Linked DNA regions of Homo sapiens: region 1 is linked to region 2. Evidence: read pairs that join two places in POLR2A ChIA-PET (ENCODE). Cell type or tissue: Panc1. All regions are shown on one strand.

Region 1 (5,000 bases), 140 kb before region 2:
ACCCACTGACTAGTGAAATGACAAAAGCAGCTTTGTGGACACATACCTCAGAGTTAAATATCTGTATGCTAGTGTAAAACTGGATTGCTCATTAGAATACAGACACATCAACACAGGCACACAGAACACCCCAAGCATACAACATTCTTGTGATTCACTCTTCTAGCAGCAGAGCTTGTGGTAATGCAAAGCTTGTGAGTTTTATCAGAAAAGACCATTCTGGAGCAGGGGAAAGGAGATGCCAAGTGCCAATAATAGAAAATATACTGACCATACATATATAAATGCCCGGCCTGGAAAGAGAGACAGGGATGATGTATACATATAAAAACTGAAATTATATTTAATGATACCATAAAGAAACCTTTTTGGTGGGACTTTCAAAAAGCATGTTTTTCCATATACAATTCATATATTGTACTAAAGACATAATTTATTTTACTTCTCAAAACAGAGCCTCAACATAAAAGAACATGCATTTTATTGTCATAAGGAATAAGGATAATTGCATTTTTTTCCTTGCAAAGGACACTGGGGTGAATATTACAATTAACTCATCTATTACATCTAAAATCAACATAGAACCTGGGTGCAGTGGCTCACGCCTGTAATCCCAGCACTTTGGGAAGCTGAGGCGGGTGGATCGCCTGAGGTCAGGAGTTCAAGACCAGCCTGGCGAACATGGTGAAATCCTGTCTCTACTAAAAATACAAAAAATTAGCCACGTGTGGTGGTGCACACTTGTAATCCCAGTTACTTGGGAGGCTGAGGCAGGAGAATCGCTTGAATCAGGGAGGCAGAGGTTGCAGTGAGCCGAGATCACGCCACTGCACTCCAGCCTGGGGAACAAGAGTGAAACTCCATCTCAAAATAAAAAAATAAAATAAAATAAAATAAACATAGAGGTCGATGACTATAGACATTTCCCACCATTAGTCTGCTAATAATGTAGTAATCTAGTACTTTTCTGTTCTCTGTGAATCTTTAGGCATGGGAGGAAACAATTTATGGCCACCAGGTCAATGAAAGGAATGTGAGTATGACTTAGTCACCTAGTGATGGTATTCTAGATTACGACCCACAGCACCGGAGGTGCATCTGTGAGGAGGAGCTGGCAGCTAGCACTGCAGAACATTATATAGCCCAACAACTCATTCCTGACCCCATCTCAAAGCCCCACCTCCAGAACTGCTGCCAGAGAGTATGTATGTGCCTTGTTACAACCATATTCTGTAAGGGGCCTGGGAAATTCTTTGGGGATGAGACAAAATGTACTTTTTACAAGAATTCCCAAAGAGTTTTCAACTCTTAAAATCTCCAGAGCAGGAGAACTGTAATGCAGAAATGGTTAGGAGTTAAAAAAAAAAAGTTACTCAACAGGTTTCCCCACATAGGGAGTCACCTGGTGGGAATGTTTACAGCAGGAGGGCACTGAGAAGCAGTAAAATCTGGTAACAAGAGGAAGTTCAGCTTCGCAGATCCCAATTTGCTGTATCTCCTGACCTGCCTTCTAAGGGAAGTCTAAATTTGCTCGCTTTTCACATTCACGGTGCATAATCAGCCTGTGATACTCCACTTTGCTAATTGATTTACACACATCATCTCTTCTTAAAACATAAAGTTGTTAAAATTACAGTTAAAAAACCAAGATGAAATTATTCATTGCCCAGAGAATTAGTCCACCAAATATTATTAGAGAATGTATACTTAATAATGTGGGGAAGAGAAGGCTTAACTCCCAGAATACTCATTATGGTTTCCAATATGCACCAATTTCGATCTGCCTAAGAACAAATAAAATTCAATATTGTTCTTTTTGATTTTGTTAGACAATTAGGACATCAAGAGATTAATGGTTTGTAATTTGAAATCTTAGAACAAATGCTTGAAGGATACAAAAATATGTGTGTGTACATTTGTATCTATGTGTGTGTATACATATATATGTGAATAAATGGCATTTGAAAGGTAACTTCCTTTTTTTTTTTTTTTTTTTGAGATGGAGTCTCACCCTGTCACCCAGGCTGGAGTACAGTGGTGTGATCTCAGCTCACTGTAACCTCCATCTCCTAGGTTCAAGTGATTCTCCTGCCTCAGCCTCCCTAGTAGCTGGGATTACAGGTGTGTGCCACTACACCTGGCTAATTTTTTTTTTGTATTTTTAGTAGAGACGGGATTTCACCATGTTGGCCAGGCTGGTTCTGAACTCCTGACTTCAAATGACCCACCCACCTCAGGCTCCCAAAGTGTTGGGATTACGGTGTGAGCTCCTGCGCCTGGCTATAAGGTAACTTCAATTTAGCAGTTCTGTAGCATCAGCTTACCCGTTAAGCACAGGACAACGTAAAGGGGAAGGACCCTCCATTGTATTTTGAATACCAATCTTTTTTTTTTTTCCTGGAGACGGAGTCTTGCTGTGTCGCCCAGGCTGGAGTGTAGTGGCGCAATCTTGCCTCACTGCAACCTCTGCCTCCTGGGTTCCAGCGATTCTCCTGCCTCAGCCTCCCAAGTAGCTGGGATTACAGGTGCCTGCCACCATGCTGGCTAATTTTTGTATTTTTAGTAGAGATGGGGTTTCACCACGTTAGCCAAGCTGGTCTTGAACTCCTGACCTCAGGCAATCTGCCCACCTCGGCCTCCCAAAGTGCTGGGATTACAGGTGTGAGCCATCACACCCAGCTGAATATCAAAATTTTCATGCTTACTGAGCACGTCACCTTCTTGTGATCTCTCCCTTTTCCTTATCTACTATTCTACTTCTTTAGGAAAACAGTACATCGTAAGGATTAAAGATTAAGTAGAAGATCTACTGTATGACTCCTTCATATGAAATTTCCAAAATAGGCAGATACATAAAGACAGGAAGTAGCTAAGTGGTTGCCAGGGGATGAGAGCAGGGGAAGTTGGGAGTGACTACACAGGTATGAAGTTTCTTTTCAGGGTGATGGAAAGGTTCTGGAATTAAACAGTGGTAATGGTTGTACAACCTTGTGAATATGCTAAGTATCACAAGATTGTATACTTTAAAATGGTGATTTTATATTATGTGAGTTATATCTCAGTAAAAAATCACAAAAAAAACCCTCGTTAATGAACACAGCTGATATTTCTCTCCAGTCTTCTTCTTTCTTCCCTCAAAAGCCAAAATAAGCTCTTCAGTCTTCTTCCTTCTTCCCTCAACAACCAAGATAAAATAAGAGTTATATTAAAACTAATAAAATACTACTTCTTTAACAACACAAAGATTAAGTAGAAGAGCCAGGGAAACTCTCAATGATACTCACTGGTAACATCACAAAAAAAGTGAGTGGGGTGGGAACCAGGACTAAGAAAGCAAAGTCAGGATTAGACCATGGTAAGAACTGCAAATCCAGCGAGGGTAGGGTTCATGTGAAAAGAGAACAGCTAGGGGACCAGGGCTCAGATACAAGGGTCTGGTGACATTTCCTAATTCCAGTACTCAGTGACCATCTGCTGGATGATGGAATGAATGAATGAATGAATGATGCAGAACACATACTGTATAGTTGGTTGAGCTGCTTTGTTTGGACACAGCTGCCTGGTACTTGGCCATTCGATCCTTTATAGAGGTTTCTGAGAGGCGTGGAAGTTCCAGATTTCGTCTACTCTCATTTTTCTCCGAGTCAAATGTAGAAGATGACAACTGACCTGGAAGCATCCAAATAACATGTTTTATTTTATTTCTGAGATGGGGTCTCACTCTATCACCCAGGCTGAAGTGCAGTGGCACGATCATAGCTCACTACAGCCTCGAACTCCTGAGCTCAAGATATCCTCCCGCCTCAGCCTCCCAAAGCGCTGGAATTATAGGTGTAAACCACCGTGACTGGCCAACATGTTTTATTAGAAGATAAAAGTGATTCAAATAATTTCAAAATTCTAAATTTTGGGTTATTTTTATCTAATGGCCAATATCTTCTGTTAAAAGCACGAAGAAGAAAATCAGGAATATAATTGTCATTTATAAAGTAATATTCACTCACTTTCTTAGCATTAAAAGAACCTTACCATAATTGAGGATTGCATATTTTATTTTTTGAGACAGGGTCTCACTCTGTCACCCAGGCTAGAGTATGGGGCAGTGGTACAATCATAGCTCACTGCAGCTTTGAAGTCTTGGGCTCAAATGATCCAACCACCTCAGTTTCCCAAGTAGCAGTGACTTCAAGGATGCACCACCACGCTGGGCTTTTTTTTTTTTTTTCTGTAGAGATAGGTCTATGTTGCCCAGGCTGGTCTCAAACTCCTGGATTTAAGTGGTCCTCCTGTCTCAGCCTCCCTAAGTGCTGAGATTATAGGTCTGAGCCACCATGCCTGGGCTCGTATTTTAAAATTCTGGCTAATTTAACATGAAAAAGAAGAGATCTCAATGCTTTTTAATTTACATTTCTTTGATGACTAGGTAGCTGATGTTTTCCTGTTTTTACTAATTTTTTCTTTTGTGAAGTGCCTGTATATGTCCCCTTTAAAACATAATTCCACTCTCAAAGTGTTATGTTATCACTGGTAATACAGGGTAACCAAACCTGATAGGGGACACAGCCCATCTACTGAAGCCCTCAAACCCCAGATGACTGGAGGCAAAACTGATCGTAGCACTTTACTTATAGCTCCTCAAAGTACCCTTTGCTTACCATAGGTTACCACTAACAAGGGTGGATTAAAAATATGAAAAAAGCAGCCGGGCATGACGGCTCATGCCTGTAATCCCAGCACTTTGGGAGCACGTCAACTTCCGTCTCAAAAAAAAAAAAAAAAAAAAAGCTATTTATCGAGAGCAATGAGATTTGAGAATGGCTTGCATCTAATAGGCAGACTTCCTTTTAATTTGTGCCACTCTTCCTTTAAAAGCATTGGCTTCGAGTCCAAAAGATGTTACTACTAGTGAGTACTTCCTAAAGGACCTCATACACATGGAACTCTCTGCTTACCTGGGCCTATTTCCAGGTCATCTAGAGAATAGCTGTTTTCAGAGATCT
Region 2 (5,000 bases):
ATCCTGCCTCAGCCTCCCAAGTAGCCAGCATTACAGGTGCACGCCATCATGCCCAGCTAATTTTTGTATTTTTGGTAGAGATGGGGTTTTGCCTTGTTGGCCAGGCTGTTCTCAAACTCCTGACCTCAGGTGATCTGCCTGCCTTGGCCTCCCAAAGTGCTGGGATTACAGGCATGAGCCACCGCGCCCAGCTCATCTTTTCTAATTTTACATCTTCCCTGTCATCTCTTCTCAGATATATTTCACCGATCATGAGGGAATACAATTCTAAAACTATATTTTAGCACTTAAATGTAGAATTCTTCACTTACAGAGGCTCTACAGAAATCTTTATTCAAAAACAGTTTATATTACTGTAGTATTTTTCTCTTACATATAATATTAGAATCTTCTTGACCTAGCCATCCTTGTCATAAAATTTTTAATCTTTCAGTATTTTATTTGTTGTTGCATCTGTCTGTGATTTTGTTATTATAACATTAAATATTAGAGAAGAGCTTTCTGAAAGAATGAATTGATCCTCGATGGGATTAAGGTTATGATTGTATAAAGTCATATTTTTAAATGATTTTACTGAGACAGGTCAGATTATGCTACTTAGGTTCTCAAAGTCTTCAATAAATCTAAATGAATCCTAAAAATTGAGAAAGCGACCTGACACAGTGGCTCATACCTGTAATCCCAGCACTTTGGGAGGCCAAGGTGGGCAGATCACGAGGTCAGGAGTTCGAGACCAACCTGGCCAACATGGTGAAACCCTGTCTCTACTAAAAATACAAAAATTAGCTGGGCGTAGTGATGTGCATCTGTAATCCCAGCTACTCAGGAGGCTGATGCAGGAGAATTCCCTGAACCCAGGAGGCGGAGGTTGCAATGAGCTGAGATCGTGCCCCTGCACTCCAGCTTGGGCAACAGAGCAAGACTTCGTCTCAAAAAAAAAGATAAAATTGAGAGAAAGCTGTCAAAGAACTCCCTTCAAAAAGTACTAAGCCAGTGTAATATCATAGGGGAAATCTGCCAAACCTTAAAAGAACAGCTAATTTTACTATTAAATTGTTTCAGAGCACAAAAGATAAACTTCCACATTTTTTAATGATGCAAGCTTAAGATTATACCAAAACTTCACAAAGATAATACCATAAGAAGTAAACTGCCTGCCAAACTTAACTTATGAATATGAATGAGAAAAATCCTTAATAAAATATAGTGATTCTACAATATAGTCAAGGAAGGAAAAAAAAAATAGCCAGGCATGGCGGCGGCGTGCCTGTAATCCCAGCTACTCTGGAGGCTGAAACAGGCTGATGCAAGAGAATTGCTTGAACCTGGGAGGCAGAGGTTGCAGTGAGCTGAGATCATGCCACTGCACTCCAGCCTGGGCAACCAAGTGAGACTCTTGTCTTAAAAAAAACAAAAACAAAAACAAAACAAAACAAAAAAACAAAGAATGTTACATGTAGAACAAATAGGATTTATGACAGGAATGCAATGATGGTTTAATATAATTATATTAATAGAACTAAGGGGGAAAAATCTCCTTTTTTATTTTTTATTTTTTATTTTATTTTATTTTTTAAAATTTTTTTTTAGAGAGAGAGTCTCGCTCTGTTGCCCAGGCTGGAGTGCAGTGGCATGATCTCGGCTCACTGCAACCTCTGCCTCCTGGGTTCAAGTGATTTTCCGGCCTCAGCCTCCCGAGTAGCTGGGACTACAGCTACATGCTACCACATCTGTCTAGTTTTGTTTGTATTTTTAGTAGAGACAGGGTTTCACCATGTTAGCCAGGATGGTCTCGATCTGATCTCGTGATCCACCCGCCTCAGCCTCCCAAAGTGCTGGGATTACAGGCGTGAGCCACCGCTCCCGACCTTTTTTTTTTTTGAGACAATGTCTCGCTCTGTCACCCAGGGTGGAGTGCAGTGGCACAACACGATCATAACTCATCACATCCTTGAACTCCTGGGCTCAAGCAGTCCTCCTGTCTCAGTTTTCCAAATAGCTGGGACTACAGGTGCACACCACCAAGACTAGATAATTTTTTTTTTTTTTTTAAAGATGGAGTCAGGCTGGGTGCAGTGGCTGACAACTGTAATCCCAGCACTTTGGGATGCCGAGGTGGTAGGATCATTTGAGCCTAGGAATTCAAGACCAGCCTGGGCAACAGGAGACCCTATCTTTACAAAAAGTTTAAAAATTAGCTACTGGGGAGGCTGAAGTGGGAGGATATTTTAAACCCGGGAAGTTGAGACTGCAGTGTACAGTGATCACGCCACTGCACTCCAGCACAGGCAACATAGCGAGACCCTATCTCAGGAAAAAAGAAAGACGGGGCCCCATGTGTTGTTCAGGCTGGTCTCAAAACTCCTGGCCTCAAGCAATCCTCCCGCCTTAGCTTCCCAAGGTGCTGTGATTACAAGCATAAGCCACCTTCCCAGCCCACATTTTCTTTAATACATGTGAAAATAAAGTGCTCAAATCACATTATTTAACAAAATTGAACATTCAGGGTTTTTTTATTGTTGTTGCTGTTGTTGCTGTTTTCTGAGACAGAGTCTTGCTCTGTTGCCCAGGCTGGAGTGCAGTGGTGCAGTGGTGCGATCTTGGCTCATTGCAACCTCCGTCTCCCGGGCTCAAGCAATTCTCATGCCTCAGCTTCCTGAGTAGCTGGGACTACAGCGAACCCAGCTAATCCATGGGTTTTTGTTTTCTCTCTCTTTTTTCTTTTTTTTCTTTGAGACGGAGTCTCGCTCCGTCACCCAGGCTGGAGTGCAGTGGTGCAATCTCGGCTCACTGCAACCTCCACCTCCCGGGTTCAAGCCATTCTCCTGCCTCAGCCTCCAGAGTAGCTGGGACTACAGGCGCCCGCCACCATGCCCAGCTAATTTTTTGTATTTTTAGTAGAGACGGGGTTTCACTGTGTTAGCCAGGATAGTCCTCATTCTCCTGACCTCGTGATCTGCCTGCCTTGGCCTCCCAAAGTGCTGGGATTATAGGTGTGAGCCACCACACCCAGCCTTTTTTTTTTTTTTTGTAGAGATGGGGTTTCACCATGTTGGCCAGGCTGGTCTCGAACTCCTGGATTCAAGTGATTCACCACCTTGGCCTCCCAAAGTACTAGGATTACAGGATAAGCCACCACACCCAGCCAGTCTATTTTTTTTTTTTTTTCAAATTGAATTTGGTTTAATTCAACTTTTCTTTTTTATTTTAGTAAGTTCAACTTTTACTTTAGATTCAGAGGGTACATATGCAGGTTTGTTACATGGTTATATTGCATGATGCTGAGATTTGGGGTACAAATGATCCCATCACGCAGGTTATGACCATAGTACCCAATAGGTAGTTTTTCAAACCTTGTCCCACTTCCTCTCTCCCCTACTAGTGGTCCCCAGTGTCTGTTGTTCCCATCTTTATGTCCCTGTGTACCCAACATTTAGCTCCATTTATAAGCAAGAATGTCGGTATTTGGTTTTCTGTTCTTCTGTTAATTTGTTTAGGATAATGGCCTCCAACTGCATCCATTTGCTGCAAAGGACATGATTTTGTTCTTGTTTATGGCAGCATAGTATTCCATATGTTGTATATATACCACATTTTCTTTATCCAGTCCACCACTGATGTGTACCTAGGTTGATTCCATGTCTTTGTGAATAATGCTGCAATGAGCAGACAAGTGCATGTGTCTTTTTGGTATAATAATTTATTTTCCTTTGAATATATACCCAGTAATGGGATTGCTGGGTCAAGTGGTAGATCTATTTTAAGTTCTTCGAGAAATCTCAGCTGGGCATGTTGTCTCAGGCCTGTAATCCCAACATTTTGGGAGGCTGGGGCAGGAGGATAACTTGAGCCCAGGAGTTCAAGACTAGCCTGGGAAACATAGTAAGACCCTATCCCTACAAAAAATAAAAAATTAAAAAATTAGCCAGGCATGATGGCATAGGCCTGTAGTCCCAGCTACTCGGAGGCTGATATGGGAAAATTGCATGAGCCCAGGAGATCTAAACTGCAGTGAGCCATCATTGCCCTGGACAAGAGAGTGAGACCATGTCAAAAAACAAAACAAGGCCGAGCGCGGTGGCTCACGCCTGTAATCCCAGCACTGTGTGAGGCGAAGGCGGGTAGATCACCTGAAGTCAGGAGTTCGAGACCAGCCTGACCAATATGATGAAATTCTGTCTTTACTAAAAATACAAAAATTAGCCAGGGGTGGGCAACAAGAGCAAAACTTCGTCTAAAAAACAAAACAAAACAAAAAACAAAAACAAAACACCACCACCACCATAAAAACAAGAAATCTTCAAACTACTTTCCACAGTGGCTGAGCTAATTTACATTCTCATTAACAGCGTATAAGCATTCCTTTTCTCTGCAGCCTTGCTAACATCTGTTAGCAAGGCTGAGGCAGGAGAATGGCTTGAACTCAGGAGGCAGAGGTTGCAGTGAGGTGAGATCGTGCCACTGCCCTCCAACCTGGGCAACAGAGCAAAAACTCTGTCTCTAATACATAAATAAAAACAAAAAAAGAAACAGAATGGTATTTCCTAGGTTTTCTTCTAGGATTTGTATAGTTTGAGGTCTTACATTTAAATCTTTAATCCATCTCGAGTTAATTTTTGTATATGGTGAAAGGTAGGGATGCAATTTCATTCTTCTGCATATGGCCAGCCAGCTGTCCCAGCATCATTTATTGGACAGAGAGTCCTTTCCTCATTGCTTGTTTTTGTTGACTTTGTCCACAATTAGATGATTGTGGGTATGGGGCTTTATTTCTGGGTTCTCTATTCTGTTCCATTGATCTATGTGTCTGTTTTTGTACCAGTACAATGTTGTTTTGGTTACTGTAGCCTTATAGTATAGTTTGAAGTTGGATAATGTAATATGCCTCCAGCTTTGTTGTTTTTGCTTAGGATGGCTTTGGCTATTTGGGCTCTTTTTTGGTTCCATATGAATTTTACAATAGTTTTTTCTAATGTAGTGAAAAATGACATTGGTAGTTT

What was found. ChIA-PET counts read pairs that join two places held together with the same protein. Peaks named below come from ENCODE experiments on the same cell type or tissue, not always from the same donor. Only the 100,000 strongest peaks of a DNase experiment are listed, where the experiment ranks them.
Region 1: POLR2A ChIA-PET joins it to region 2 with 7 read pairs; 5 of 35 experiments call an interaction of 5 or more read pairs at or near these places.

Annotation. Positions count from the first base shown.
Region 1 is chr12:50,201,032-50,206,031 of GRCh38, forward strand. It overlaps LIMA1 (LIM domain and actin binding 1), which reads right to left. Exons shown (of 11, transcript NM_016357.5): 5 at 4,953-5,000; 6 at 3,521-3,669. Among named protein-coding and RNA genes, the nearest start is that of MIR1293, 31 kb to the right of the region's middle. In Panc1, no CTCF peak of the experiment used is centred here; no DNase peak of the experiment used is centred here; H3K27ac peaks cover 3,915 bases.
Region 2 is chr12:50,340,904-50,345,903 of GRCh38, forward strand. The region is part of intron 4 of FAM186A (family with sequence similarity 186 member A); the gene reads right to left. Among named protein-coding and RNA genes, the nearest start is that of FAM186A, 53 kb to the right of the region's middle. In Panc1, no CTCF peak of the experiment used is centred here; no DNase peak of the experiment used is centred here.